Regions from separate parts of the Homo sapiens genome. Here regions 2 and 3 are each linked to region 1. A link is an interaction called in ENCODE POLR2A ChIA-PET data of the cell type or tissue named here. Cell type or tissue: CD4-positive, alpha-beta T cell. All regions are shown on one strand. Links, peaks and the distances in the headings refer to the core of each region. The heading gives the core; the rest is flanking DNA.

What was found. ChIA-PET counts read pairs that join two places held together with the same protein. Peaks named below come from ENCODE experiments on the same cell type or tissue, not always from the same donor. Only the 100,000 strongest peaks of a DNase experiment are listed, where the experiment ranks them.
Region 2: POLR2A ChIA-PET joins it to region 1 with 10 read pairs; 32 of 35 experiments call an interaction of 5 or more read pairs at or near these places.
Region 3: POLR2A ChIA-PET joins it to region 1 with 10 read pairs; 31 of 35 experiments call an interaction of 5 or more read pairs at or near these places.

What each region holds. Positions count from the first base shown.
Region 1 is chr19:13,769,361-13,779,698 of GRCh38, forward strand. It overlaps MRI1 (methylthioribose-1-phosphate isomerase 1), which reads left to right. Exons shown (of 6, transcript NM_001031727.4): 6 at 2,761-4,922. The coding sequence ends at 2,921. C19orf53 (chromosome 19 open reading frame 53) reads left to right here and starts at 5,096. Exons shown (of 3, transcript NM_014047.3): 1 at 5,096-5,214; 2 at 5,292-5,347; 3 at 8,692-9,413. The coding sequence starts at 5,118. The coding sequence ends at 8,838. RefSeq lists enhancers at 4,787-4,856, 4,927-5,126, 5,103-5,632, 5,633-6,161. In CD4-positive, alpha-beta T cell, for the core only: no CTCF peak of the experiment used is centred there; DNase peaks (open chromatin) are centred at 5,071 and 5,771; H3K4me3 peaks cover 1,408 bases; H3K27ac peaks cover 1,652 bases.
Region 2 is chr19:13,842,775-13,853,542 of GRCh38, forward strand. It overlaps MIR23AHG (miR-23a/27a/24-2 cluster host gene), which reads right to left and starts at 144. Exons shown (of 1, transcript NR_036515.2): 1 at 1-144. RefSeq lists a cis regulatory region at 1-550, silencers at 1-305, 4,977-5,246, 5,067-5,272 and an enhancer at 4,217-4,396. In CD4-positive, alpha-beta T cell, for the core only: a CTCF peak has its summit at 5,099 (motif pointing left); DNase peaks (open chromatin) are centred at 3,728, 4,397, 5,067, 8,537 and 6 weaker places; H3K4me3 peaks cover 2,544 bases; H3K27ac peaks cover 5,569 bases.
Region 3 is chr19:13,833,406-13,842,313 of GRCh38, forward strand. It overlaps MIR23AHG (miR-23a/27a/24-2 cluster host gene), which reads right to left. Exons shown (of 1, transcript NR_036515.2): 1 at 1,111-8,908. It overlaps MIR24-2 (microRNA 24-2), which reads right to left and starts at 2,954; the gene lies at 2,882-2,954. MIR27A (microRNA 27a) reads right to left here and starts at 3,112; the gene lies at 3,035-3,112. It overlaps MIR23A (microRNA 23a), which reads right to left and starts at 3,254; the gene lies at 3,182-3,254. RefSeq lists enhancers at 19-68, 119-168, 5,187-5,296, 5,327-5,546, 5,767-5,866, silencers at 279-468, 6,287-6,516, 8,425-8,484 and a cis regulatory region at 8,411-8,908. In CD4-positive, alpha-beta T cell, for the core only: CTCF peaks have their summits at 373 and 588; DNase peaks (open chromatin) are centred at 366, 3,666, 5,836, 6,296 and 6 weaker places; H3K4me3 peaks cover 4,977 bases; H3K27ac peaks cover 6,788 bases.

The sequences.
Region 1 (10,338 bases), core at 1,230-9,229:
AACATGTGGACCAGGCTATTTATTAACTACTGACCTCAAGCAATCAGCCTGCCTCTGCCTCCCAAAGCGCTAGGATTACAGGTGTGAGCCACAGCACGCCTGGCCCAAGCCACTTCTTCTAACAGGTGCATCCTGGAGGTCAGATCCAATGTTGGAATTTACAACTAACCGGTTATATGAATGATCTTGAGTAACTGTCTTGCTATTCTCCACTTAGGTTTTCTTAAGAGGAAATAAGAATATCTGGCTGGCCACGTGTTTGTAAAGAAAAACCAAGACGGCCAGGCGAGGTGGCTCACACCTGTAATCCCAGCACTTTGGGAGGCCGAGGCGGGCAGATCACAAGGTCAGGAGTTCGAGACCAGCCTGGTCAACATAGTGAAACCCCGTCTCTACTAAAAATACAAAAATTAGCCGGACATGGTGGCACCCGCCTGTAGTCCCAACTACTCAGGAGGCTGAGGGAGGAGAATCACTTGAACCTGAGAGGCGGAGGTTGTGGTGAGCTGAGATTACACCATTGCACTCCAGCCTGGGCAACAGAGTGAGATTCTGTCTCAAAAAAAAAAAAGAAAAGAAAAAGCAAGATATTTCTACACTTATTTTTATTTGTTTATTTTCATAGAGATAGGGTCTCGCTATGTTCCCCAGGCTGGTCTCAAACTCCTGGCCTCAAGCGATCCTCCTGCCTCAGCCTCCCAAAGCACTGAGATTACAGGTGTGAGCTCCCATGCCTAGCTGCAAGACTTTTCTTAGCTGCCTATACTTCCTGGCTGTGCAACCGTTAGCAAGTTCCCTAAATTCTCTAATTCCCTAAGATCCTCACTGGTCCTATCTGTAAAATGGGCTATGGCTAGAACCTGCTGCATAAACCCAAGGGCGGTCAGTGAATTAACCCACAGGACATTTAGATCAATGACTGGCCCTTTAAATAGTTCATGCACTCAGATGCCGTGGCTCACGCCTATAATCCCAACACTTTGGGAGGCGGAGGTGGGCGGATCACTTGAGGTCAGGCGTTCCAGACCAGCCTAGCCAACAGAGCGAAACCACGTCTCTACTAAAAAAATATAAAAATTAGCCAGGCGTGGTGGCACATGCCTGTAGTCCCATCTACTTGGGAAGCTGAGGCATGAGAATTGCTTGAACCTAGGACGCAGAGGTTGCAGTAAGTTGAGACTGCACCACTGCACTCCAGTCTGGGTGACAGAGCGAAACTCCATCTCAAAAATAAAAAAAAAGGCCGAGCGCTGTGGCTCACGCCTGTAATCCCAGCACTTTGGGAAGCCGAGGCGGGCGGATCACCTGAGGTCGGGAGTTCAAGACCAGCCTGACCAACATGGAGAAACCCTGCCTCTACTAAAAATACAAAATTAGCCGGGCGTGGTGGCACATGCCTGTAACCCCAGCTACTCAGGAGGCTGAGGCAGGAGAATTGCTTGAACCCGGGAGGCGGAGGTTGCAATGAGCCAAGATAGCGCCACAGCACTCCAGCCTGGGCAACAAGAGTGAAACTCCATCTCAAAGAAAAAAAAGAAAAAACAGTTCATGAAATATTAGCATGAACCAATATTAGCATTATGGGGCCAGGTAAAATGGCTCACACCTGAAATCCCAGTATTTTGGGAGGCTGAGGTGGGAGGATCACTTGAGCTCAGGAGTTCAAGACCAGCCTGGGCAACATTGCCAGACCACAATCTCTAAAAAAATTGTTTTGCCAGGTGTGGTGGTTCATGATTGTAACCCCAGCACTTTGGGAGGCTGAGGCGGGCGGATCACCTGAGGTCAGGGGTTCGAGACCAGCCTGGCCAATGTGGTGAAACCCCGTCTCTACTAAAAATACAAAAAAAAAAAACGTTAGCTGGGCGAGGTGGCAGGCGCCTGTAATCCCAACTACTTGGGAGGCTGAGGCAGGAGAATCGCTTGAACCTGGGAGGCACAGGTTGCAGTGAGTTGAGATCATGTCACTGCACTCCAGCCTAGGTGACAAGAGCAAAACTCCATCTCAAAAAAACAAAAAAACAGCTAGACATGATGGTGCACATCTGTGGTCCCAGCTGCTCAGGAGGCTGCAGCAGGAGAATCGTTTGAATCCAAGAGGCAGAGGTTACACTGAGCCAAGATCGCACCACTGTACTACAGCCTGGGTGACACAACGAGACTCTGTGTCAAAAATAATAATAATAATTAAAAATAAAACTAAAAAAATAAGTGGGATGGGCCAGGTGCGGTGGCTCACGCCTGTAATCCCAGCACTTTGGGAGGCCGAGGCGGGCAGATCACCTGAGGTCGGGAGTTTGAGACCAGCCTGACCAACATGGAAAAACCTCGTCTCTACTAAAAATACTGGCTGGGCATGGTGGTGCATGCCTGTAATCCCAGCTACTCGGGAGGCTGAGGCAGGAGAATTGCTTGAAACCTGGGAGGTGGAGGTTGCAGTGAACCAAGATCGTGCCATTGCACTCCAGCCTGGGCAACAAGAGCAAAACTACATCTCACAAAAAATAAAAAAATAAGTGGCATAGATGTGTATAGGACTTTGAATTTTTCTTGGGGACTGACATTCTAGGGGCAGTGGCGAGTCTAAACTTACTATTGAGTACAATGTCCATGCCTGCATGTACTTTTGGGGTGAGAATCCTCAGGTTCTCAAGGACTCCCCAACTCCAAGAACCACTGTGGTAGAAACAGATGACTACAACCTGAGAACTTTCACAGAAGCAAATTCTTGCCTCCTTGCCTCCCCTCTCTCCCCTGCAGGGATTGGAGTTTGGAATCCTGCCTTCGATGTCACCCCCCACGACCTCATCACTGGTGGCATCATCACAGAACTGGGGGTCTTTGCCCCTGAGGAGCTCCGGACAGCCCTAACCACCACCATCTCTTCCAGGGATGGAACCCTAGATGGACCCCAGATGTAACCAACTCAGCTCTCCCTAGCCTGCCTCTCTAGGTTTTTCAATACATTTCTTGAATGGCTACCCAAAAGCTGACCGTCCAGCCCCTGACCACACTTGTTCCTAGTGCAGGGAGCTCAGACAGGGCCTTCCATCTAGAGCCCAGCACCTAGAGCCAGGCTGCCCAGATTCAAATCCTGACTCCGCCACTTTTCCCACTGTATGATCTTGGGCAAGTCACTTCACCTCTCTGTGCCTTGGTTTCCTCATTTATAAAATGTGGATAACAGGCCGGGCGCAGTGGCTCACACCTGTAATCCCAGCACTTTGGGAGGCCGAGGCAGGTGGATCACAAGATCAGGAGATTGAGACCATCCTGGCTAACATGGTGAAACCCCATCTCTACTAAAAATACAAAAAATTAGCCGGGTGTGGTGGTGGGCACCTGCAGTCCCAGCTACTTGGGAGGCTGAGGCAGGAGAATGGCGTGAAACTGGGAGGCAGAGCTTGCAGTGAGCCGAGATAGCGCCACTGCACTCCAGCCTGGGCAACAGAGCGAGACTCCGTCTCAAAAATAAATATAATTAATTAATTATTTAATTAAAAAAATAAAAAATAAATGTGGATAATACTAGTACCTCCCTCTTAAGGTCAGGGCTGGAGCTAGGGTGACATCTCCAGGGCAGAATTTTAAGAGGACACCAAAAAAGCTCAGCAACCAAGATAAAAAATATTTTAAAGCAATATTTTGTTTTGGGTTTTTTTTTTTTGAGATCAAGTATCACTCGTTACCCAGGCTGGAATGTAGAGGCGAGATCTCAGCTCACTGAAACCTGTGCCTCCCCGGTTCAAGCGATTCTCCTGCCACAGCCTCCTGAGTAGCTGGGATTACAGGCATGCGCCACCATGCCCAGCTAATTTTTCTATTTTTAGTAGAGACATGATTTCACCATGTTGGCCAGGCTGGTCTCGAACTCCTGACTCAAATGATCCCCCTGCCTCAGCCTCCCAAAGTGCTGGGACTACAGGCATGAGCCACTGTGCCTGACCTTACAGCAGTATTTTTTAAAAATCAAAATTAATGCAAAAATCCATGATGAGGCCAGGCTTGGTGGCTCATGCCTGTAATTCCAGCACTTTGGGAGGATCCCTTGAGCCCAGGTGTTTGAGACCAGTTTGGGTAACATAGGAAGAGCTTGTCTCTACAAACAAAAATTTAAAAACAATGAGCTGGGCATGGAACTCACACCTCTAGCCCCAGCTACTCAGGCTGAAGTGGGAGGATGGCTTGAGCCCAGGAGTTCAAGGATGCAGTGTGCTTTGATTGCACTACTGCACTTCACCCTAAGCAACAGAGTGAGACCCCATCTCTTTAAAAAAAAAAAAAAATCCATGATGAACAAAACAAGTATTTGTTTGAGACGGGGTCTCGCTCTGTCGCCCAGGCTGGAGTACAGTGGTGCCATCTCAGCTCACTGCAACCTCCGCCTTCTGGGTTCAAGCGACTCTCCTGCCTCAGCCTCCCGAGTAGCTGGGATTACAGGAGCCTGGCACTATGCCTGGCTAATTTTTGTATTTTTATTGGAGACACCATGTTAGTCGTGGCTGGTCTCCAACTCCTGACCTCGGGTGATCCGCGCCCCGCGGCCTCCGAAAGTGCTGGGATTACAAGCGTGAGCCACCGTGCCCGGCCTAAATAAAATTTTGAAGAGGCTAGAACCCCGCACTTGTGCCTTGAGCTTACTGACCTCAACACCCTGGTTCCACTAAAACTTTATTTACAAAATTATGCTGCCGGTCTGCAGGATGTAGTTTAACAATTTGATTATTTTGGATATTAAAATATTTTTTAAGTCTTGAAAATATTGTTTACTATTACCAAAGTTTTTGAACCTTCTTAAATTCTGTACCAGAGGTGAGTGCCACACCCTAACCTAGTCTGAGTTTTTATGTGTAAAGATCATAAAACGTTGTAAGTTTTCTAAAACACATAAGCTCTCAATAAACGTTAGCTTATCATTGTCACCGTTTTGTTCGTAATGTTTGAAAACTCCAACTGTGATCCACTACACTACCCTTGTGGGATGCTGTCTCTTTAACTCTGTGCCACGTTGTATCCCGTGAGTTCTTGCGTTTTTCCGCCCCGCTGTATCCCATGGTTCCCTGTGCCTTCCGGCTACGACTGCTCACAGTCCCGCCTCTTCCGCTGCGTGCCGGACCATGGCGCAGGGGCAGCGCAAGTTTCAGGCGCACAAACCCGCAAAGAGTAAGACGGCAGCGGCAGCCTCTGAAAAGAATCGGGGCCCAAGAAAAGGCGGTAAGGAGCGGCCCGGGGACTTGGGGGCGAGGTGGACCCCCGGCTTCCCGGCCTCACGTGAGCACATCTTTCCCCAGGTCGTGTTATCGCTCCCAAGAAGGCGCGCGTCGTGCAGCAGCAAAAGCTCAAGAAGGTGTGCGGGGGCGAGAGATGGAGCCCGGAGGGCGGCGAGTAGCGAGGGGTGGAACCCGGAGGACGGCGAGGGGGGATGGGTGGAGCCCGGGGATCAGTGAGGGGAGAGGGTGGATCCTGGGGACGAGCTAGGAGCGAGGGGATAGAGCCAGGGGCCGCGTTAGGAGCGAAGGATGGAGCCCGGGGCGCAGAGAGGGGTAAGAGGTGGAAGCTGGCGAGGGATAGGGGCTGGGGGACGTGCTAGGGACGAGAGATGAAATCTGGAGGCCGGCGAGGGAAGGAGCACAGGGATCGGCAAAGGGCAAGGGATGAGGCCTGGAGGACTCCCAGCTCTGTGGGCCTCCCTTTTCTTCCTTGTGCAAGGGGTGCAGGAACACCACTTACCACTTCAAAAGGGCCTCGTAGAAGCAAGACCTGCGGCCCAAAAAGGGTTCCAATAACGTCAGCCTCTTGCTGTTACTGTTTTCTTTAATTGAACTCAGGAAGACAGCGAGGTGACATGGGAAGGGAATTGAAAGCCCAGCTTTGTAAACCTAGAACAGCAGAGGGCTCAAAGAAGTGTGAGGGTGCGTTGGTTATCGTCATTTTTTTTTGAGTCAGGGTCTCACTGTTGCCCAGGCTGGAGTGCAGTGGCCCCATTATAGCTCACTGCAGCCTCAGCCTCCTGGACTTAGGCAATCTTTCCGTCTCAGCCTCTCGAGTAGGTAGAATTGCAGGTGCTCGCCAATACGCGGCTAATTTTATTTTTTTTGTATTTTTGGTAGAGACAGGTTTCACTATGCTGCTCGGGCTGGTCTTGAACTCCTGGCCTCAAGGCATCCTCCCGCCTCTGCCTCCCAAAATGCTGGGATTACAGGCGTGAGCCACCCTATGGTTGTTTTTAAGTGCAACATTTATATGTAGATGGGTAAGGTTGAGCTTGTAAAGAAGTTGGAAGGAGATTTAAAACTGGTTTTGGTGGGAGTCAAACCTGGGTTTGAATTGTACTCCACAGTAAACAGCCCTGTGATCTTGAGCAAATTGTTTCGTCACCCCAGAGTGTCGGTTTTCTCAGAACTGGGTACCCACTGGCCCGCTTACCTCCGTGGAGTGGGGAATCTCATGGTCACCTTGCACTCAGCATGTCCAAAACCAAATTCCTGATCCTCCCTTCCCATTCTGCCCTCCTCCCCCTGTGATCACTTCCTTCCAGATGCCATAGGTCATCCTTGAATCCCTCCTTTCTCTCACATCCCGGTCTCATCCCATTTGTTTTGTTTTGTTTTTTTGAGATGGAGTCTCGCTCTGTCGCCCAGGCTGGAGTGCAGTTGAGTGATCTTGGCTTAGGTGCAACCTCTGCCTCCTGGGTTCAAGCGATTTTCCTCCCTCAGCCTCCCGAGTAACTGGGATTACAGGCCTGCACCACCACACCGGGCTAATTTTTTTTTTTTTTTTTTTTTTTTTTTGTAATTTTAGTAGAGATGGGGTTTCACTATGTTGGCCAGGCTGGTCTCGAACTCCTGACCTCATGATCTACCCGCCTCGGCCTCCCAAAGTGCTGGGATTACAGGCATGAGCCACTGTGCTCGCCCCTATTTTGCCCTTAGAATCAATCCAGAATCCACCCGCCTCCCATCTTCTTGGCCCCTACCTGGTCCCACCCACATCATTTCCCACCGGGACCAGTGCAGCCACCTTCTCCCTTGTCTCCTGGATCCCACCTGGTCCTCTCACAGAAGCCAGAGGGTGCCCATGAGCACCTGAGTCGGTTCCCTCCCTCCTTGGCTCAGAATCCTCCATGGCTTCCACCTCACCCAGGAAAAAGGTCCAGTCCTCACTCAGCCACAAGGCCCTGTAGAATCTGCCCTCGTCTCCTTCCACCCTCTCCTCTGCTAACTCCCTCTAGCCTTACTGGCCCCTGACCCCTCCTTCCCGGAGCCCTTCCTGGGCTCCTTGTCCCACCTGAGAACTTTTGCACTGGCTGTTTCCTCTGCCTGGATTCCTCTCCCAATAATACACACTGCTCCCTTCTTCCAACTCTCTTCAAAGAGGCCTGCCTTGATGGTGACCTGTACCCATCCCTCCTCACTCCTGTTTCCTCTTTGCCATAGCAGCGCTTACCATCCTTTAACAGTGTAACATATTACGCTACTGATGCTTATATTGTCCCGGTACATGCACTGAATTCCAGCTCCATGACCCCTGCATCCAGGCACCTGGTTAGCTGTCCCGATGCTGGTGATCGTGGTCATTGGAACTGTTTTTGTTTTTTGTTTTTGTTTTGAGATAGAGTTTCGTTCTTGTTGCCCAGGCTGGAGTGCAGTGGTGCGGTCTGGGCTCACTGCAACCTCTGCCTCCTGGGTTCAAGCAATTCTCCTGCCTCAGCCTCTCGAGTAGCTGGGATTACAGGCGCCCGCCACCACACCTGGCTACTTTTTGTGTTTTTAGTAGAGATTGGGTTTCACCATGTTGGCCAGCCTGGTCTAGAGCTCCTGACCTCAGGTGATATGCCTGCCTTGGCCTCCCAAGGTGCTGGGATTACAGCCACTGCACCCAGCCGGAACTTTTTTTTTTTTCTTTGAGACGGTCTCACGCTGTCCCCCAGGCTGCAGTGTAGTGGAACGATCATAGCTCACTGCAGCCTGGACCTCCTGGGCTCGACCACCCAAACAGCTGAGACGAGAGGCACGCACCAGCACACCGTGCTAATTCTTTCTTTTAGTACAGATGCAGTCTCGCTGTGTTGCCCAGGCTGGTCTCGAGTTCCTGGGCTCAAGTGATCTTCCTGCCTCAGCCTCGCAAAGTGCTGGGATCACAGGCTTGAGCCACCACACCCAGTCCGTCGGAACTCAGAATGGCAGGGCAGAGGCAGTCTGGGAAAGGCGACTGAGCCACCAGTTTGGGGTTCACACTGCTGGTTTTGCCCCACGCTTGTGCCTTACTTGCCAGCTCCCTTGCCCACTCTTCAGATCCTCAGCTTGCCGTCTGCAAAGCAGAGATGACCTGGGGCAGAGGAGGCTGCCCTTCTAGAGGCTGGGACCAGAGGCTGTGGGCACGCCGGATCCCATGCAGTTTAGGGACCTGGGCAACCAGTGCCTCCTGGCTGCAGCAGACTGTTTCCCCATCCATAAAATGGGCATGAGCAGAGGTTTAGAAGCCAAGGTGCAGAAGTGAGGATTTTTGTGTGTGTGGAGGCCCCGGAGAGTGCAGGACTTAAACCCCAGCCACCAGACCCACAGTCAGGTGCGGTTCGAGGGGATAGTTGCTGATCTAGCCCCCTGCGAGCTCTAGCCAGGAAGAGGGTGACTGGTCAGGCCCTCTCTCAGCCCCAGGTCACAATCTGACTGCCCCGTGCTTCTCCCTCAGAACCTAGAAGTCGGAATCCGGAAGAAGATCGAACATGACGTGGTGATGAAAGCCAGCAGCAGCCTGCCCAAGAAGCTGGCACTGCTGAAGGCCCCAGCCAAGAAGAAAGGGGCAGCTGCCGCCACCTCCTCCAAGACACCTTCCTGAGGACGCTGGCCCCAGTGCAGGCCAACATCCCACCCCCTACCTCCATATGGGACCTTGCAAGTCATCCCACAGGCTGCACTGTCAGGAAGAGGACCCTGTCCCCCAGCACTGGGCTTCACCTAGAACTTCAGTGGGGGCCAAGGGTGCTGAGAACCCAGCAATGACCAGGAAGATACAGTCACTAACTTCATCTGTCCCCGTGCCCCTTCCCAGGTCCTGCCTCCACAGGTTTAACCCAGAACAATAAACCTGGCTTTGTCATCCCTCTTGCAGTCCTGTGTTCGGGTGAGCAGGCCAGGTGAGCCCACAAGTCTCCATGAGTGACGTGGCCTGGCGTGCTCCACCCCACCCCACCGCCTTTAGCAACCATGTGCCCAGGGGACAGCTGGGCTTCTACACCTCTGGCCCTGAGCCTGAGAGCCGGGAAAGAGTCTTTTCTCCATTTAACCCCGGGTGACTCACTCCCTGGCCAGTCCTCACCCCTGGGGACACAACCAGAGTCAAGCTGGACATCAGTAGGTCAGATGCCACCTCACAGGACCAAGGTGCCGATTAAACCGGAATACATTCAGAAACCACGTGGTACTACCTGGTTAAAGAGTGCCAACTGTAAGGTAGTCAGGACAGCCAGTGGTAGCACTACCTATGAGCCAGGCCGCACTGTCGCCCAGGCTGGAGTGCAGTGGCACAATCATAGCTCACTTCAGCCTCCATCTTCCAGGCTCAAGCAATCCTCCCACCTCAGCCTCCCAAGTAGTTGGAACTACAGGCATGCACTGCCATGCCCAGCTGATTTATTGCTTTTTGTAGATGTGGGGTCTTGCTAAGTTGCCCAGGCTGGTCTCAACTTCATGGCCTCCAGCAGTCGTCCTGCCTTGGCCTCCCAGAGTGCTAGGATTACAGGTGTGATCCACCATGCCCCACAAGTTCTAATGCGTTATACATGTCATCTAGCAGGATGCCCTGTTCAGGTCCTGCATAATGTTCCAGAGTGGAATTGATCCCGTAGTTGGCAGAGTCCTGATCCGTGCTCTCAGCTGACCCTCTGGCTACCTGTCACTGTCAAGACCAGAATTCACTTCTGCCCATCCTGGAGTTCCTCCACCTCCAAATTGTTTGAGTCTGTTGTGCCACACAGTACCTATGGAATATTCTGGGATCTCTGGCCTGATAACCTTCCTTTTCTCCCTTCACTGGATCCAGGTCAAGGTCACAGCACAGGGAAAAGTTGGGCTGTAGTCTGGGTGATACTGAACTGCTGTCTTTGGGGAGTGGTACCTGTGCATACAGTCAGCTTCTACCCTGAGACGGGGTGGGGTGACTGGTTCCCTAGTGGCTTATCCACTCCTGGCCACCTCACCTACCAAGGAGACAGAGGTGCTGGGTCACCAGCAGCTACCCCCAAACCCCATCTCAAGTGTGTTTTCTGGGTTCCACACAGTGACAGTCAAGATTTTGCCTTTTTTTTTTTTTTTTCAGACAGAGTCTTGCTCTGGAGTG
Region 2 (10,768 bases), core at 1,003-9,002, 73 kb after region 1:
CCCGCGGGGGGAGGGGAGCCGGGCGCGCACTCCGGGCTCCGGCCGCCGCCCCGGGCCGGGCCGGCCGAGGCTCAGGCGGGCGGGCTGCGGGCCCGAGACCGGCCGGGGGCGGCCGCCGGCCGCGCTCCACCCCACTCACTGGCCGGCCAGCCGCGGGGCCGAATCGCTTTTAAAACCTTCCCGTCTCCTCCCCCCCTCCCCGGGCCGGGCAGGGGGCGGGCGCGGGGCGGGGCAGGCGTCGCCGTCATGTGCCCCCGAGCCGGCCCGCCCCCAGTTTCTCTGTCCTGTCCCCCAACTCTGTCCCGTCCCCCAACTCAAGGCCAACTTTCTCCCTCCTTGTCCCGAAATCAGCCTGGGCCCCATACCCAGCCCAACTTCCCCCTCTGGACCCTGAACTTGAGTCCCAGTCCCGAGTTTTAAGCCCAAGGCTCTGTCTGCGGGGGTAGGGTGGGAGCAAAGGGTCTAACCCCCTATCCCACCTCTGGAACCCCTGTTGGTCTAAGGCCTGCGCCTGCCCAGGGAGAGGCAACCCAGGAGGCCGTGAGCCCCTGGGAATAGAGATTGGTGAGGGGCGGTTTGGCGGGTGGGCTCGGTCCCAGACCCAGGGCACACTGGGCACTGCAGACCCCTCCCGGGGAGGGGGGCCTGGGTCTGGGTATTGCCCTGGGATGCCACCAAACAGGAACCCCCACTTGCTCCAGTTCCACAGCGCCTTCTCCAGCCTTAGGAAGTTCCTCCTCTTATCCTACCTAACCCTCTCCTGCTGCCATAGAAAAGACTTTCTGGTCCCAGGCCATGCAGCCCCTGGGTCTGGGTCCCCTCCCCCTAGGCTTCCCGGCACCCTCCCCCACCCGCTGGGACCTCTGGGAAACTCCCCGGGCTCCCGGAGTAGCTCTGGGAGCAAGGCCCTCCCTGGATCCCTCCCTCTTTCCCGGTGTGCCTGTCTTTCCCGCTCCATCCTCCAGCCTCCACCGGGAGGAACGCGGCTGCATTGTTCCTCAGGAGGAGGCCCTGCCTCGGGGCCTGGCCCAGTGCCCAGGTGGGTGGCCAGGAACAAAACTCTGAGATCGAGGGGCGGGGTGCCCTCTGCAACCATGCCAGTCTCCTTGGGCATGTCCCGCTGCCATCTGCCCTCTCCAGGACTCGACAAAGGCCGATGGACCCCTATCCACCACCCACGACCACCATCGTGTCACAGTGGGGGTCTGGAACCCGCAGGACCCTTCCCAGACCTGGGTGGGCATTGCTTTGGGGGATGATGTTTTCCACTCAGCCCCCAATATTTTTGAAGTGTCATCCTTGGGGCTAGGGATCCAATTCTTCATCCACGTCCTGGGTGGTAAGATAGCAGCCTCCCCTTTTGAGTAACTCTGGGGGTGGGGGCGCGGGGGTACCCAGCAGCAGGCCAGGCCCTCCAAGGGACTGGAGGGACTAGTTGGATGCTTCTGTGTCACCTTGCACCCCAGAATTCCTCCAGGGTCCCCCATTTCATCAGCTCAGCTGGCTCTCACCTTGCTACCTGGTGGAACTGGGGAGAGGGAGTTAGGAGCCACACCCAGCTACCATCCCGTGGGGCCCAGCCCTGGGGACTCCAGGGCCTTTTCTTCCCTGTGGGGCCCAAGGGGCAGGCTGGCCCAGGATGCAGGATCTGACAGGTTGGGGCAGGAGGGGGCAGAGCCGCCTAGTGGGGCCCCAGGGGAAGATTTGGGGTGGCACAGAATTCCCCAACTCAGGGTGGGGCGCAGAAGGTGGGAGCAACTTACCACATGGCCTTCTGAGCAGCTACACACAAGAATGGCATTTCCAGGGCGGGCCTGGGGTGGGGGTGGGGGTCTCCCTGTAAGGGACACACGCACACAGACAAACTTGTCATTGCAAAAGTAGAAAGTGACCAAATTACAATGACAAACAAAACTCGGATCTCTACCGCATCCCCATCCATATTGCCCCTCCAGAATTCCCTTCACCCCATAATAAGGCCTTCCATCCAGACATTGCCTGTCCCGTCATCAGTCCAATTCACATTCAGGGAGAACACCTCCTCCATGCTGGCCTCTGGGGATACCTCTTCCCCCAGATTTTTTTTTTATCTAATTTTCGCTGTTCTGTTGCCTGTGGCTTGGACCACACCCCGGCTCACTAGTATCCCTCAGCCCAGGCTTGGAGGGTCCTCCCAGAACCCCCACCTCTCCCTCTGGGTCCCTTGACATTTACTTCCACAGGCCCCGGTCCTGAGCCTGCCGGTTTACCCAGGGGACAGCAGGTGAGGGAGTGATGAAGGGACAGGGCGAAGGTGAGACCAGGTCAAGTGGTCAAATGGCATGGCACACACACACACACACACACACACACACACACACACCACACACCCTTTTGTTCATTCTACAAACATTGAGTGCCTGCTGTATGTATGTCAGGCTCTGTTCCGGGCATTTGGGGACACAGAAGAGAACAAAACAGAAAAAAAAATCCCTGTACTTTTGGGACCAGCATCTATGGGAGAAACAAACATGATAAGCAGATAGATAGGTATAAAGATATATAATGTGGCCAGGAGCGGTGGCTCATGCCTGTCTTCCCAGCACTTTGGGAGGCTGAGGCAGCCTGATCACTTGAGGTCGGGAGTTCGAGACAAGCCTGGCCAACATGGTGAAACCCCGTCTCTACTAAAAATACAACAATTAGCCGGGCATGGTGGCGCACGCCTGTACCCAGCTACTCGGGAGGCTGAGGCAGGAGAATCATTTGAACCAGGAGGCGGAGGTTGTAGTGAGCCAAGATTGCTCCACTGGACTCCAGCCTGAGCGACACAGGGAAACCCTGTCTCAAAAAAAAATTATATATCTATATATATTTTTAAAAATTACATATCTATATATTTAAAAATTATATATCTATATATATTTTAAAATTATGTGTCTATATGTTTAAAAATTATATATATATTGTTTTAAATTATATTATATATATATATATATATATATATAAAATGTGTTGGGTGGAAAGTCTATGGGTAATCTAGAAAAAGGCAAGAGAGATGAGAGATGAAATGAGTGGAGGTTAGGTCAGGAAAGTCCTCCCTGAGGAGGAGGTGACTTTGAACAAAGACTTTTAGGCACTGAGGGAAAAGCCAGGAAGACATCGAGAGGAAGAGAGTTCCAGGTAGAGAACGGCCAGTGCACAGGCTTTGCGGTAGGACGGTGCCTGGAACATTGGAAAACCAGCAAAGCAGACCGGTTTCATGGAGGCAGAGAGAGGAGTGGAATGGAAGAAGAACAAAGATTTGTTTTGTTTTGTTTTGTTTGAGAAGGAGTCTCACTCTGTCGCCCAGGCTGGAGTGCATTGTCACAATCTTGGCTCACTGAAACCTCTGCCTCCCCAGTTCAAGCGATTCTCCTGCCTCAGCCTCCCAAGTAGCTGGGATTACAGGCGTGCACCACCATGCTCGGCTAATTTTTCTATTTTTAGTAGAGACAGGGTTTCACCATATTGGCCAGGCTGATCTTGAACTCCTGACTTCAAGTGATCCGCCCGCCTCAGCCTCCCAAAGTGCTGGGATGACAGGTGTGAGCCACAGCGCCAGGCCCTACACCCCAGCTTTCTAGCTGGATGTCTTTGGGATGGCTTTGGGGCCAGGCGATTACACTTCCTAAGCCTCAGTTTTGTCGGCTGAAAAATGGGGCTGAAAATGCGCAATTTGCAGTTGTTACCAGGCTTTGAGGTGAGACGTGTGATGTGCTGATCGCAGGTAGAAAGAGGGTAAGTGATACACCAGGTACACCTGGATCAAGGGACCCTGACAGGCCCAGCCGGCCCACAGGTCACCCCAGCTCACATGCAGGGCTGCCTGCTGGGCCCCATGGCAACGCCACACACAGAGACATCAAACAGGCCCTGCCGAGGAAGTCCCACGTCACTGCGGTTAGAGTGGCTCCTCCCAGCCCAGCCCCCGGCTGGCGGCAGTGACCCCCATGCCAGTCAGGGCCCCTGCCTCCTGTTGCCCTGGCGACCAGCTGTGTTATGGACTGAGCCGGGATCCCACCACATCCCTGCCCCCTCACCAGGGCACCAGCCACTCCCCACATCCGGAGAAGGACATTACACGGTGGCCCCAGCTCACCGTGACAAACTCAATTGCCTGGTGTCTGGAGCACCAGGAAAGACTTTGTCTACCTACATAATGGTTCAGAAGGGCAGAGAGGTCCCAGGGATCTGTGGGGACTCCCAGCCAGGTGCCTGAAATCCCCGGGGAAGGGTCCCAGTATTGCTCAAGGGCACTGGTGGGGCAGGTCAGACAGGAATAGACCCCAGGCCTGGCCCAGCCCCCACCTCAGGAATGACTCACCACCCACCCAGCTCCCGATGACATCAAGGCCTGGCCTGCCACCCTGACCTGGCCCCAGGCCAGAACTGGGGGGGCGCACCCAAGAAGTGTCACATCTGGCTGTCCCTGCCTGGCTGGGATCTGGTACGCAGAGGGTTAAGGAGAGCCCTTCTGGGGGTCTCCCCCCCATCCCATCCCCCCCACTTTCCCGGGGATTTCGGGCCCCAGCCCCTCTGACGTCACTGGGGGTTGCTATGGCAACTGGCCGAAGTTCCCAAATAAAATTACCGCGGGCGGGTTAAGTTTCCTAGGAGGCAGCCGACGGGTAAACAATGGCGGTGGCAGGCGGGGCCGGCGAGAGGCCGTCTCCCCCTCTTACCCCCGACTCTGCTGGGACCTGGGGGTCCCTGGGGCGAGGGGCAGGGTCCCCCTCCCTGCCCAGGATCTGAGAGCCCTCGAGCCAGCGAGGGGATTGGCGCCCAGATGAGGGACAGCGAGGCCACGACCCACATGAGCGGGGGATGGGGACGAGGGGTCTTTGGAGGGGAGGCTGGGGCGGCGGGGAACAAAGAGGGGACCGGAGGCCTGGGGATCCACCCTCCACACACCCTCCCCCCTAACCCCGCTCCCGGCCGGCCGCCAGTCCAGCTGTGGCTGTTCCCAGCTCCCTGGCTCCCCACATCTGGCGGGCCGCGCGCTCACTTCCTGTCGCCCCGGCTGCCTGGAGGGAGGTAAAAATAACCCGCCCCCTCCCCCTGCCGGCGGCGCAGACGGCGGATCCTCCCAGCCTGGAGGAGGGCGAGGCCGAGCCTCAGCCGGGAGAGGAGGCCCCCTGAGGCCGCCTCCCGTCCCTCCCAGTGCCTCGCTGTCCTGGCAGGAGGGGGGCAAGTAGGGGTGCCACAGAGCCTAGGCTGCGCTGGGGGACTGGGGAAGCGCATCCCATGAGAAAGGCCCTTAGCTGGGTCACCAGGAACCCAGGGAACCATAGTGTCCAACCACCCCCACCAATCCCGTGGGGGAGGGGGTTCAAGTTCTGAGAGTTGAGGGACTGCAGCCAACATGCCTGGGTTCCAATCGAGGGTCACCCACTTCCTAACCTAACAGTATAAACAAGTTACCAAAAAAAAAAAAAAGCCCCCCCCCCGCACACACACGACAAGAGCAAAACTGCTCCAGGCCTCAGTTTACCTAGCTGTAAAATGGGCATGATAGCAGTACTCACTTCAAAGTGCATTTGTTGGGTTAGGAGTGTCAACTCACTCTATAATCCCAAAACTTTGGGAGGCTGTGGCAGGAGGATCGCTTGAACTTAGGAGTTTGAGACCAGCCTAGGCAACATAGTGAGACCCCCATCTCTACGAAAAAGTGAATAAGTAAAATGAAAACACATAAAAAAGAAAAATAAAGTGCATTTATTCCCTGAGTGTTAGCTATGATCGTTTCCCCCTCCCCAGGGGCCCCTGAGACCCACCCCCCTCCACCAAGTACAGTTCCCAGATGAGACACAGGACACCCAGTGAAACTTAATTTTTCAGATACACAGCGGATCTCTTTTTTTAGTATAAGTATGTCCCATGCAATTTTGGGGACATCGCTATACTAAAAAAAAAGTTTTATACTAAAAAAAAATTACTTGTTCTGTATCTGAAATTCAAATTTAACTGATGTCCTGTATTTTTTATTTGTTAAATCTGCCAACTGTATCCTTAAGTCACCATCATCTCTGGCCTAAATATATTCCAACAGCCACCTCCCTGGTCCTCTCCGACTTTCCTTATGCCTTCTAGCCATTCTCCAGAGACAGCCCGTTAAATCCAATCACGTGTCCCCTCTACCTTCCACTTGGAAAAGTTCCTGGTGTCCCAACCTCTCCCGCAGGAAGGTCCTGCCTGTTATTCGCCAACTCCCGAGCATCCTTCAGTTCCCAGGGTATCACCTCCTCCGAGAAGCCCTCCTCACCTTCTTGGCTTTAGACTGTCCAGGATCCCTGTAACTCAGCCATCTCCCCAACTCAACCATTTGAGTGATTGACTTGGTCATGTGAGCCAAATGGACATTTCTTACAGGACTCAAAGCTGGTCACTTCCCAGGCAGCTGGTCCATCTCCGTGTCTGAGATGCTAGTATCTACTCTTCTCCCCGCCCCATAGGATCTGGGGCTCCGGAAGGCCCCTCAGGCAGCTCCCTTAAGGGTCCTGTGGGCGGCTCAGTGGTGACTATTGGGGTGCCAGGGAGCCCGGAGTTCAGGCCATCTGAAGCTGGTGCTGGGAAACTCTCTCCCTGCACTCAGATGGCATGGGAAGTCTAGGGGGGTGCTGGTGCAACCTCTGTAGTGCACAGCCTTCAGTATCATGTGTCGACAGCCCCCAAGGAGCCCACCAGGCGCCATCCCCCACTTGCATAACCTACCCACACTTCAATGTAGCCTTGGCACCTATCCCCACAACGCCTGAAGACTCCCACAGATATGGCCCTGCCAAGGCCAGGCATGCACCCTCCTGAGACAGGTTTGGGAGCCCGGATGCCAGCTTGGCTGTGCATCCTCTGGCAAAGGACATTGACCCTCTGTTGACTCAGTTTCCCCATCTGTAAAATGAGAATGTCAATGAAACGTCAGAGGGCCATGGTGAACACTATTTTTAATTTTTATTATTATTATTTTTTGAGACGGAGTTTCACTCTTGTCACCCAGGCTGGAGTGCAGTGGCACGATCTTGGCCCACTGCAACCTCTGCCTCCCGGGTTCAAGCGATTCTCCTGCCTCGGTCTCCCAAGTAGCTGGGATTAGAGGTGCTGGCCATCACGCTCGGCTAATTTTTGTATTTTTAGTACAGACGGGGTTTCACCATTTTGCCCAGGCTGGTCTTGAACTCCTGACATCAAGTGATCCACGGGCTTCGGCTTCCTAAAGTGCTGGGATTATAGGCGTGAGCCGCCGCGCCCGACTTCATGGTGAACATTACATGAGTTAATACACATAGGCCCACACATGCATAGAACAGGCTTAGAACATAGAACGTGCTCATTAAGTGTTAGCTAGTTTGGGAGGTCGGCAGGGGTGGGGAGGATGCAAAAAAGCCCTCATCACAGCGCTCCTGACAGCTCCCGCCAGGCCAGCTCCCCAAATCCCTTAGGAAAATGGCCTCGACCTCTCAGCTGCAACTCTGGCCCAGCCGCCATCTCCTGACCTGACCGCCCACTTCTGGGGAGCCCCGGTGGGTCTGGATTGGAGAGAGCCACCCTCAGCCCTCCCCACCTTCATTGGACCACAGCTGTCTCCTTCACCATCACCTCCGTGCCCACCAGGATTACAGGCCTGATCTGAACCCCTAATCTAGGGAAGACTACGGAGTCCCAAAATCCCTCTTAGCGCGCACCCCGGCCTGAGGCTCGAACCCAGGTCCGCGCTGGAGGGCGGTGGCGGTTGCCGAGCAACGCGCTGTTTGTTGGCGCGGGGGGCGGGGCCGGGGCCGGCGCGCGGTGACTCACCGCGGCGTGATGCGGACGGGCGCGGCGCCCAGCAGCCTGGCCGGCGGCCCGATCTCGGCTGGCCTCGGCGTCCGGAGGGGCCCGGCGGCGGGGGCGCCTTAGCCCCCAAGTGGGCGCCGGAGGCCCGTGGGGAAGCGGCGGAGCAGGTCCCGGGCTCTCGGACTCGGTTCGAATCCCAGCCCTGCCTCTTACTCTTGACTCTTGATCTGTGACTTCAAGGCTCCTTGCCTCAGTTTACCCGTCAGTAAAAGAAGCGACACTGGAGGGTGCAGTAACCCACCACTGGCATTTAAAGCAGCTGAGATGATCACGCAGTGACACTGCGGGGCAGCAAGTTTGGGACACCCAGATTCTGCACGTGAATCTCCTGTGTTAAACTCTGCAACCTCACGGAGAATCAATTTCCGCATCTGTTACAGGGCAGTAGCAAGAACAAACACCCTGCCTCTCGGGTGGTTTGAGAATCCCGTGAATTCATAGTGAGACAATGCGTGGCACATTTCAGTACCATGTCTGCTGCCCCACGGAGGGACGGGATGTAGGAGGTTTTCTCTGTGGTCCGAGCTCAGGAGGGCAAGGAGGTGAGGGCAAGACTGGAACCCCTAGAAGTGGGTGGCAAGTCACAGGTCCAGGGCAGGGTGGCATGACCATGGCTGCAGAGGCCCCTATCCCGAAGCTGGCTCACAGCACCTGCTGCGGGCAGGCAGAAGGGGGGCCTGGGGGTGAGTCACCGCCCAGCAATGAGGCTTGAGTCACACAGGGCGGGGTCCCCCGTTAGCCCCCCCAGCTGCTCCCACAAAGGCCCTTTGAGAAGAGTTCCCCACCCCCTACTCCCACCCCCTAGGCCCTCTCTAGGGGTGGGCTGTGGGGCCGAGGCCCTGCTGGGCTGCCCCCAGGAGCCCGGCCTGGGTCTGGGAGGCGCCAGCCAGTTTCAGCCATGTCTGTGAAAAGTCACCATAGGAAGCTGGGTGTCCCCCGGGGAGGGGGCTTCCAGGCTGCCTGAGTCACTGGAATGGTGGAGGGTCACACGCGCAGGGCCCACGCACACAGCGGGCAAATTGAGTCAGACTGTCTGGTGGGGCGGGCAGGCCAGGACGCTTCGAGTCAGGCTGAGAAGGAAACCTGGGAAGAGACATGGTTCTTCCAAGCCTGTGGCCTCTGGCAGAGAAAGAGGGTGCTTGAGGGCACATATGGTGGGTTTCACCACACCTCCTGCCTAGGCCTCCCCTCCTTGCCTGCCCCGAAACAGTCTCCCCCACCTTTCTATCCTTCTTAAACTTGGAGTGAGAAGGACAGCAAGCTGGATGGGATTCCAGGGAGGCACTCTACTAGCGGAAGAATTGAGATTTTTTTTTTTAATTTTATTATTTATTTATTTATATTTATTTACTTTTTTTTTTGAGACTGAGTCTCACCCTGTCACCCAGGCTGGAGTGCAGTAGCACAATCTCGGCTCACTGCAACCTCTGCCTCCCAGGTTCAAGCGATTCTCCTGCTTCAGCCTCCCAAGTAGCTGGGACTACGAGCACACGCCACCATGCCCAACTAATTTTTGTAGTTTTAGTAGAGATGGGGTTTCACCATGTTGGCCAGGGCAGTCTCGAACTCCTGACCTCAGGTGATCCGCCTGCCTTGGCCTCCCAAAGTGCTGGGATTAAAGGCGTGAGCTACTGCGCCTGGCCAATTTGTATTTATTTATGTATTGAGACAGGGTCTCATTGTGTCGCCCAGGCTGGAGTGCAGTGGCACAATCACGTCTTACTGCAGCCTCGACCTCCTGAACTCAGCTGAGCCTCCCACCTCAGCCTCCCAAGTAGCTGGGACCACAGGTGAGAGCGACCACACCCAGCTAATTTTTGTATTTTTTTTTTTTTTTTTGTAGAGACAGGGTTATGCTGTGTTGCCCAGGCGGGTCTGGAATTCCTGACTCGAATTCCTGCCCTCAAGAGTTCCGCCCACCTTAGCCTCCTAAAGTGCTGGGATTACAGGCATGAGCCCCTGGGCCCTGACCTGTTTGTTTATTTTTTAGAGATAGGGGTGTCTCCATGTTGCCCTGGCTGGCCTCAAACTCCTGGGTTTAAGGGATCCTCCCGAGTAGCTGGGAATACAGGCAAATATGTCCACACCCAGCTTTAAGATAAAAAAAAATTATTATTATTTAATATTTATTTATTTATTGAGATGGAGTCTCTGTCACCCAGGCTGGAGTGCAGTGGCGCGATCTCGGCTCACTGCAGCCTCCACCTCCCAGGTTAAAGCGATTCTCCTGCCTCAGCCTCTGAAGTAGCTGAGACTACAGGCGTGTGCCACCATGCCTGGCTAATTTTTTGTATTTTTTAAGTAGAGACGGGGTTTCGCCATGTTAGCTAGGATGGTCTCGATCTCCTGACCTGGTGATCCACCTGCCTCGGCCTCCCAAAGTGCTGGGATTACAGGCGTGAGCCACCACGCCCAGCCCAGGATCAAAATTTTTTAAGACAAGGTCTCACCACTGCCATCTCAAGCTCCGGGGCTCAAAGGATCCTTCTACCTCAACCTCCAGAGTAGCTGGAACTACAGGTGAGCACCACCACACCTGGCTAATTTATTTATCTTGTGGGGGTCGGGGCGTGAGGGTCTTGCTGTGTTGCCTAGACTGGTCTCCAACTCCTGGCCTTAAGTGAGCCTCCTGCCTCAGCCTCCCAAGTAGCTAGGACTACAGGCATGTGCAAGCACACCCAGCTTATTTATACACATTTATTTTATTTTATTTTATTTTATTTTTTTTTAGAGACAGGGTCTTACTATGTTTCCCAGGCTGGTCTTGAATTCCTGGTCTCAACCAATCCTCCTCCTGCATTGGTCTCCCAAAGTGCTGGTATTACAGGCATGAGCCACCTCGGCTGACCACTTTGCTTTTTCTATTTGTTGACTGAGATGGCTATAAAGGGACTAACAGACTGGTAGCCTATACAGA
Region 3 (8,908 bases), core at 1-8,000, 63 kb after region 1:
GTGGTCTGTGCGTGGACACTCGCCAGGGGACGTGGCCAGGGCGTGTCTGGGATCTTGCGCCACTGAAGAGGCTCCCAGTCGTCAAATAGAGTGAGGGATGGGATCCAAAGGACGGCGAGAAAGCCCGTGGTTGTCTAAACGTCCCTGGCTCCCCGAGAAGCAGTTTCCTCGGGGCCTTCCTGCCTTTTGGATGAATGGAGATGCTGTGTCTGGGTCACTGCCAGAGCCGGGGCAGGAGAGGACAGAGGCTTCCCGGAGCGGCAGGGCCCGTCGCTAGAGGGCGGGGCCCGCAGTCGGGGGCGGGACTTTGGCGGCGCTGTGCATGGGGATTGGCTTTTCGCACCGCCCCTCCGCTCGAGTGGGCCAATCGGAGACGGCCCCACCTCCTGCCCCGCCGCGCGTATTCCAGCAGGTATGTGCGGGCGGACCCGGGACTGCCCCGCGCGCTCCGTGGCGCCGCCTCGAGGTCTGGGACGGTGGAGGTGGGTGGAGAGCCCGGAGTGCACCCCTTGTGGTCCCTGCCGCCTTCGGACCTGGGGGACCCTTTACTGTGCCCCTCAGGTGTCACCCACGAATGTTCCCATGTTCCTGGGGCGTCACGCAGGTCCCAGCCACATCCAAATGTCCCCCCTTAAGAACTGGGGTTTCCTTCATGTCACATCCCTCAAACCCAAGTTCCCCTCCAGCATTCTCAGATACCAGGCACCCCAAATCTTCCCCTGAGGCCTGAGTAATCCCGTAGGTCCAAGTTGCCCCCAAATGTCACTAGCTCAAGACCCTCAGATCCTGGTTATCGCCACATGTCACCCCTCAGGCTCAGCGTTTCCCTCAGGGTCACCCCACCACCACCACTTCAGATCAGCTTCCATCCTCCCTTGATCAGCGATGTGAAAATCTTTCCACTCTAGGGTTTCCCTCATGGTCACCCCACGATCCAGGACACCCCCAAGGTCACCTTTCCAAGCACAGGATACCCTGCTGCACAGAGCAGGTGGGGCAGGGATGGGCAGGCAGGAGCCCGGAGTGCCAGGATGGTAAATTCAGGCCAATCAAAAGCTGAAACTCCAGCGATGGGAGGCAGGAGTGAATCACAGACCAGACCTTCAGGAATGAAGTCAGGGCAACTTTTATTTACTTGAACAACAGACATGACACACAGCACGATCTCTCCTCTCCATCCCATCCCAAGCTTCTGTCCACGACTACCCAGGGTGGGGAAAAAGGCAATGGCCCAGCCCCGATGACCTGGGGGACTTCAGTGTGCCTCCTCAGTCCCACCCAGAAAAAAGCCTCCTCCCATCTGATTTCAAGATAGTGGAGAAAAGCCAGGCACGGTGGCTCACACCTGAGCCACCTGTAATTCCGGCGCATTGGGAGACTAAGGTGGGAGGATGGCTTGTGGCCAGGAGTTCGAGAACAGCCTGGGCAACATAGTGAGACCTGCCCCCCCATCTCTACAAAAATTAAAATTAAAAAAATTAGCCAGGTGTGGTGGCGCATACCTGTAGTCCCAGCTCTACTGGGGAGGCTAAGGCAGGAGGATCACTTGTGCCCAGGAATTCAAGGTTGCAATGAGCCATGATCACACCAGCCTGGCCAAGATGGTGAAACCCCGTCTCTACTAAAAATACAAAGATTAGCCGGGCATGGTGGTGGGTGCCTGTAAGCCCAGCTACTCAGGAGGCTGAGGCAGGAGAATCGCTTGAACCCAGGAGGCAGAGGTTGCAGTGAGCCAAGATCACACCACTGCACTTCAGCCTGGGCAACAGAGTGAGACTCCGTCTCAAAAACAAACAATAAAAGGCCAGGCACGGTGGCTCACAGCTGTAATCCCAGCACTTTGGGAGGCTAAGACGAGCAGATTGCTTGAGGTCAGGAGTTCAAGACCAGTCTGGGTAACATGGCGAAACCCCGTCTCTACAAAACATAAAAAAAAATTGGCCGGGCGCAGTGGCTCATGCCTGTAATCCCAACACTTTGGGTGGCTGAGGCGGGCAGATCACCTGAGGTCAAGAGTTCGAGACCAGCCTGGCCAACATGGCGAAACTCGGTCTCTACTAAAAATACAAAAATTAGCCAGGTGCGGTGGTGTGCACCTGTAATCCCAGCTACTTGGGAGGCTGAGGCAGGAGAATCGTGTGAACTGGGGAGGTGGAGGTTGCAGTGAGCCGAGATCGAGCCATTGCACTCCAGCCCGGGTGACAGTGCGAGACTCCATCTCAAAAAAAAAAAAACAAAAAAAAAAAAACAGAGTCCTAACTCTTCCCTGCCCTGAGAACCCCCTCAAGGCAGGGAGGATCAGCTATTCCCAGCGCCTCAGGACTAAGCACACCTGCTTGTGTCCCTTCTGGGTCCACAAGGAACTTGTTCCATGCCCCACATGTGGGGCGGGTGTCACTGCTCCTCCCGGCAAGTTAGAAAGCTGCAGGGCCCAGCAAGAAGGGGCCAGGTCAGGTCAACCCAGCCTGATACCGGAAGCCAGGAGTTGGCATTTAACGGTCTGGAGGCCCAAGGCAGCTTCCTCTTGGGTAACTGGCTGCTAGGAAGGTGCGGGCCGGGCCAGTGCCCCTGCCAGGCTTGGGAGAGGAGGGGCCAAGCCTCCAGGCCCGGAAAGGACACAGCTGGCTTCCCTTTTAATGGAAGGGCCACCCACTCACCCACCTATCTATGCTGGCACCACAGCCCAGCCTGAGCTGTGGCCATGCAGGGGTCCCCAGTTGCAGAGTTGGGGATCAGGGCCTGCAGCACACATTTGGGCCCAGCCAACCCCACCCACCACATCCCTCCTCCAGACACAGGTCTGATTCTGAGTCCTCATCTCTGCTCCAAGCATCAGCCCACCCAGGGAAGGCAGGGGCTGCAGGCTCCAAGGGGGCTTGACCCCTGTTCCTGCTGAACTGAGCCAGTGTACACAAACCAACTGTGTTTCAGCTCAGTAGGCACGGGAGGCAGAGCCCAGGGAGGCCAGGCAGCAGGATGGCAGGCAGACAGGCGGCAGCAGGGGACAGGCGGCAAGGCCAGAGGAGGTGAGGGCCTGGGGGGCGGAACTTAGCCACTGTGAACACGACTTGGTGTGGACCCTGCTCACAAGCAGCTAAGCCCTGCTCCTCAGGCCAGGCACAGGCTTCGGGGCCTCTCTGCCACCCCGTCCCCGGGCAGCATCCTCGGTGGCAGAGCTCAGGGTCGGTTGGAAATCCCTGGCAATGTGATTTGTGACAGGAAGCAAATCCCATCCCCAGGAACCCCAGCCGGCCGTGGCACAGGGGTGAGGGGGGCACCGGGCGGGGCCAGAGGCTGGCACCTGGAGGGGAGAAAGAGAGAGAGAGCAAAGGAGGTAATGAGATTTGGGGACACCTCCCCTCCAGGTCCCCAGATGCTTCCTTTGATCACAGGGAAGCTCTTTTCTCATATGCAGGAGCCACCACACGGGGAGCTGGAGCCTAGCTGTGCCCTCCGTTCCAGCCCCAGGACTGGAGAGGCAGAGATACCTAGAGGGCCCATGCGGGACAAGGAGGCTACAGCAACTTGCATGGCCAAGCTCCCCCCTCATTGAGCCCTGGGCAGGCCAAATGGGGCCATGGGGAGAGGAAGCCAAGGGGGGCCAGGCAGGCGGGTGAGGAAGTGATCTCACCCCAGCTGGCGCCACTTCCTAGAAGCCTGGAGGGCAGGAGGAAACCACCAGGGCCTCCCCCCCCGTGGCCCGGTCTCCTCAGTGGCCAGGGCTTAGCCCACACCCACCAGGGCGGATGCCGGCAGCAAGGCACCCCCCTCTCTTTCTAGACACGCACCCCCCGCCCCCCAGAGCACAGGATCCAAGCTCCAAGATACAGGCCTCTCCACCCAAACAGCCCAAGGTTCAAATCCTTGCTCCACAGTTTCCCAAAGACTCTCCAAAGCTTCAGTTTCCCCATCTGTAAAATGGAGCCAAGAGCCTCTTTTGCATAGCCCAGTGAGATGTCACCGAGTATGTATGTCACTCAGTAAGTGCCCAGCACCAGGGCAAGATACAGGATTTTCAGGACCCGGTGCAAAATGAACACGTGGTCCTCTAGTTCGAAAACTAAGAATTTCAGGCCAAGCATGGCGGCTCACGCCTGTAATCCCAGCACTTTGGGAGGCCGAGGCAGGAGAGTCACCTGAGGCCAGGAGTTCAAGACCAGCCTGCGCAATACGACAATACCCCATCTCTACAAAAAAAAAAAATATTTTTTCTTTTTTGAGACAGGGTCTCACTCTGTCGCCACGGCTAGAGTGCAGGGGTGCAATCACAGCTCACTGCAGCCTCAGCCTCCCAGGTTCAAGTGATCCTCCCACCTTAGCCTCCGGGGTAGCTGGGACTACAGCTATGCACCACCATGCCCGGCTAATTTTTTCTTTTTCTTTTCTTTTTTTTTTTTTTTGAGACAGAGTCTCGCCCTGTCGCCCAGGCTGGAGTGCAATGGCGTGATCTCGGTTCACTGCAACCTCCACCTCCAGAGTTCAAGCAATTCTCCTGCTTCAGCCTCCCGAGTAGCTGGGATTACAGGTGCCCGCCACCACGCCCAGTTAAGTTTTGTATTTTTAGTAGAGACGGGGTTTCACCATGTTGGCCAGGCTGGTCTCGACCTCCTGACCTCAGGTGATCCGCCCACCTCGGCTTTCCAAAGTGCTGGGATTACAGGCGTGAGCCACCACACCTGGCCCTAATTTTTGTAGAGATGGGGTTTTGCCATGTTGCCCAGACTGGTCTCCAACTCCTGGGCTCAAGCAATCCGCCTGCCTCAGCCTCCCAAAGTGCTGGGCTTACAGGCCTGAGCCACAGTGTCTGGCCCACAAAAAATTCACTAAAAAATCAGCCAGGAGTGGTGGTACACATCTGTAGCCCCAGCTACTCAGGCGGCTGAGGTGGGAGGACTGCTTGAGCCCAGGAGTTTGAGGCTGCCGTGATCTATGACCATGCCACTGAACTCCAGCCTAAGTGACAGAGCAAGACCCTATCTCTAAAATAAACAAAAACAAGTTTAAAAAAAGAAAATAATTTCAGGCTGAGCGCGGTGGCTCATCCCTATAATCCCGGCACTTCGGGAGGCCAAGACAGGAAGATCGCTTGGGGCCAGGAGTTCGAGACCAGCCTGGGCAATACAAGACAAAAAAATTAATAATAATAAAAAAAAATTCATGACCCCAGCAGTGCAACATTAAACTAACCTCCAGGTCCCTCCAAGCAGGGCTGCCGTGAGACTGCCCGTTTCACAAATGCATGAAGCCAGCCCTAAGTCTTTAGTGAGTGGAGCTTCTTTTGATAAGAGCCCAACACCTGGCTAGCAGACTCCAGTTTTGGAGCCCAAGTCTGCCCAGATTTGAAAGCCCCAGCTCTGCAGCTTCTGAGCTGGGTGACTCTGGGCAAGTCACTCAACCTCTCTGGGCCTCAGCTTCCCCATCTGCAAAACAGGGATAATAAGTATGGACTTCATAAGTCATGGTGAGGACCCCATGAGTGATAAACATGATCACGACAGAGCTGCTGCTGTCTTTGCCAAGGCAAAGGATAACGGAAACGTGGGTGTCTCACACCAGGACCCCAGTGTCCGCCCGATGTGGTGGCGCTCACCACTTCGAGACAGGCGGCGAGTGATGTCCTGTTTTGTCCCCTCCCTATACACACATACACACATACCAGCCACTCTTTCCCATCAGGCCCCAGCCCAGCCCTGTCCCCTTAGGGTCTGGAGGCGCCAACTGGGAGCAGGCGAGGCCCCGCAGGGCGGCCAGCCTCCCTGGGCCGCCTCCGGAAGTGAGACAGCACATTCGTGTCCCAGGGACGAGAACGGGAAGGGCGGCCATTTGGCCAGGCTCGTTTCCTGTGGGGTTTCCCCTGCACAGAGCCCAGGGCCGGGGCCAAGGCCACTCCCCATCCCCGCAGGCACAAAAGGTCTGGGTCTTGAGTGGAAGGGGTGCTGCCATGCAGGTGCCCAGGAGACAGGGTCCCCTTTACCAATCATGGTGCACTTCTCAGGCTCTTGGGAGATGGTGTCCAGGGGGAAACCAAGCTCCTAGCAGCTGGAGGCATGAGGGAGAGGGCGGGCCCCTGGGCTGGGGAGCAAAGCAGGCCCCAGGCTGCATCAGGACACCCCGGCCAGCCAATGCATGTGGGTATGCCTGAATACCCCCTCCAGACAGCGTGTGCGTGGACCAGACACACAAGGGTATGTATGTGTACCGCTACCCCCCCAACCCCATGCTCCAAGAATGAATCAGGGGCAGCTTCCGCCGGGGGCGCCACCACCACCTCCGCCCCCAAGCCTGGTCCCCAAATACTTTCCACCCTCACAGAGCAGCTGGGATCGGAAAATACCAAGGGCTGCAGGCCCCGCCCTGCCCGCCGCGCCACCCGCCCTCCCAGCCTGTCACTAACGCTTTGCCTAATGGGCCCAGACTCTCAGCAGAAGCTCCGTGGGCTGGGCCTCGAGCCAGCCGCCAACCTGGGCTGCCCGGCCAAGCGCCGCCTGACCAGGAGCCCCCCGCCCCTCTGCCCCAATCCCAGTGCAGCGACAATAACAACCGCCCCGATGGGCAGCCCTCAGAGGGTGGCACTGGGTAGGGAAAGTCAGGGCACTGACAAGTGGGTGGGCCCCGCTGCCCACCCAGGGCTGGGGTGGGGGGAGGCTCAGGAAGGGGTGAGTAAGTGAGGGCTGAATCACTTGTTATAAATAGGGGAACCATGAAAGTGACATCCCAGCCCCCATTGCGTCCCGCCAGTCCACACTCTAACCCCCACTTAGACTTTAATCTTTCCCAGACCAATCACAGAATTCCCAGGGGCCCCCTCACCTTCATGTTGGGAACCCTTAGTAGAGTGGTACACCCCGTCATCAGGTCCACCCCTGCCTTCTCCCCACATAGGTACATTTTGCAGTGAGGGCCTGGCTGTGGGGGTCCCCTGGCCTTGAATGCAGTCACTGGTGTCTGCGCCCTATCCACCTCCCTCAACGCACCGATTCCCAGGCCCAAGGCTCAGGGCCTCTAGGCTCTCCAAGGCATTCTCAGGGTGTGGGCCACCACAGTCCTGGAGGGTGACCCCAGAACCTAGGCCAGGCGGGAGGCCAGGGGGCTTGGCATCTTCGAAGTCAGTTCCCCAGGCACCGAGGCCCCACATCCTAGACCACCCAGCCCTGCTCTGCCCAGGGCCACAGCTCAGTGACCACACCCAGGGTGGCGCCAGCTCCAGCACCCTGGGGCAAGGCGTCGCTGGAGCGTGACTCAGCCGTGCCCAGCATGGCGGCGCCCTTCTCTGCCCAGGGATTCTCACCCACACCCACTGCCCTCCGCTCAACATCCTTCCCAGGCGACCGGCCCTAAAGGACACACCTTCCCCAGACACACCTCCGTGTCCACCCAGGACACCAGGAGGGAAGAAGGCGGCCAGGGGCAAAGTGTACACTTCTCTCCGTCCCATTTCCAAATGCTTCCCATTTATAGATAGAATAATTAAGGCTCAGAGATTCAGACTGGGGCTTAAGGTCATGGAATAAGTCTTAAAAAAAAAAAAAAAAAAAAGCCAGGCCTGACTGTGGCCTAAAACACATCCAACGTGGAAAACAGAGGTTACAGGAAGGAGTTTTCTCAAGATCGCCCAAGGTTCCTGGCGCCGTTATTCATGGAGGACAGAATCCCCCACCCAGCTTTCCAAGGTGAAGGGCAAACTCCAAAAAATGCTTTAAGAGGTATCAAAGCACCACCTAGATCGGGCGAGCGGGTCACCCCAGTGTACCCACCGGGCTAATTACCCTGGGATTGCAGATAGATGGGGGCCTGCCCCGCAGCTGCGGTCTGCATGGAACATCTGGCGTCCACTTGCATTGTTAGAGGGTGGGCACGACACGGGGGTCCCTCCTAAAGCATCCGCCTCTGCTGTCTTTCTCCAGCGAGCAAGGGTCGGCGGAGGCTCAGTGGCCAGGCCAGCACAGACAGGCCCGACCCTCTGGACACGCCCTGTCACGCATGTGCTCCGCGTGCCAGCCCCAGGCCAGGCCGGCACCTATTTTAGGGCCCCCTCTAGATCCACAGGCAAGGCCTGCCTGTTGGGGTCTTGAAGGAGCTCCCAGAGGACGTGCTGCAAGGGCAGAGGGCCATGGGTGCCTCACGGGATCAGAGAACAAAGCTAGCACCAGCCCCAGGGCCTGTGCCTTCCCAGGACATCGGCATGTGAACACATGTACCCAGGCTGGCCCGGGCAGGGCATGTGGGCGAGCGGACAGGGTGTGTCCAACATCACCTCGCCTCTAAGCCTGGGCACCTGTTGGGTACAGCCCTCCAGCTGGGGCAGGACTGCCAGAGGACACCCCTTATGCCAGGGGTCCCCCAGCCCCCAGCCTCACCCTCATAGACCAGGAGTCAGAGGCTGCCAGCTGGGGAAGGTTGGGAAGGGGGCAGGTGACAAGGAGCCAGCTGCACAGCCAAAACATTCAAGAAGCCACTGGGTCTGGGGCCTGGCTGGGCTGGGCTGGGCTGGGCTGGGCAGGAAGGTCAGTTAGGGCTAAGGGCTTTAGGGGCAGCCAAATCTAGTGCTAAAATCAGAAAACAGTCTGGGGCTAAGACAGAGGGGTCGGGGTTCAGTCTGGGCCCTTTTAACCTCCTCCTTCAGCCAAAAGGCACGGGGACCCCAAGCTGCACAGGGCTGGTCCCCAACCTGGCTTTCCTTCCTATGCAACCTTGAATGAGCGCTTTTCTCCGAAGGGAAAGGAGACATCCCCCCAGCTCCCACCAGCCCCTGCCCAACAAGAGACCTTCCCCCTACCCAGCGGGCGACACGTCAAGAACTTGGACCGGTATCCACCCCCGCCCCCACCCAAAGAACTCTGAGAGACCCCCCCAACCCATTCCTCCCGTCCAAAGGCCAGGTCGGGGGGCTAGGAGTGGGGTAGGCATA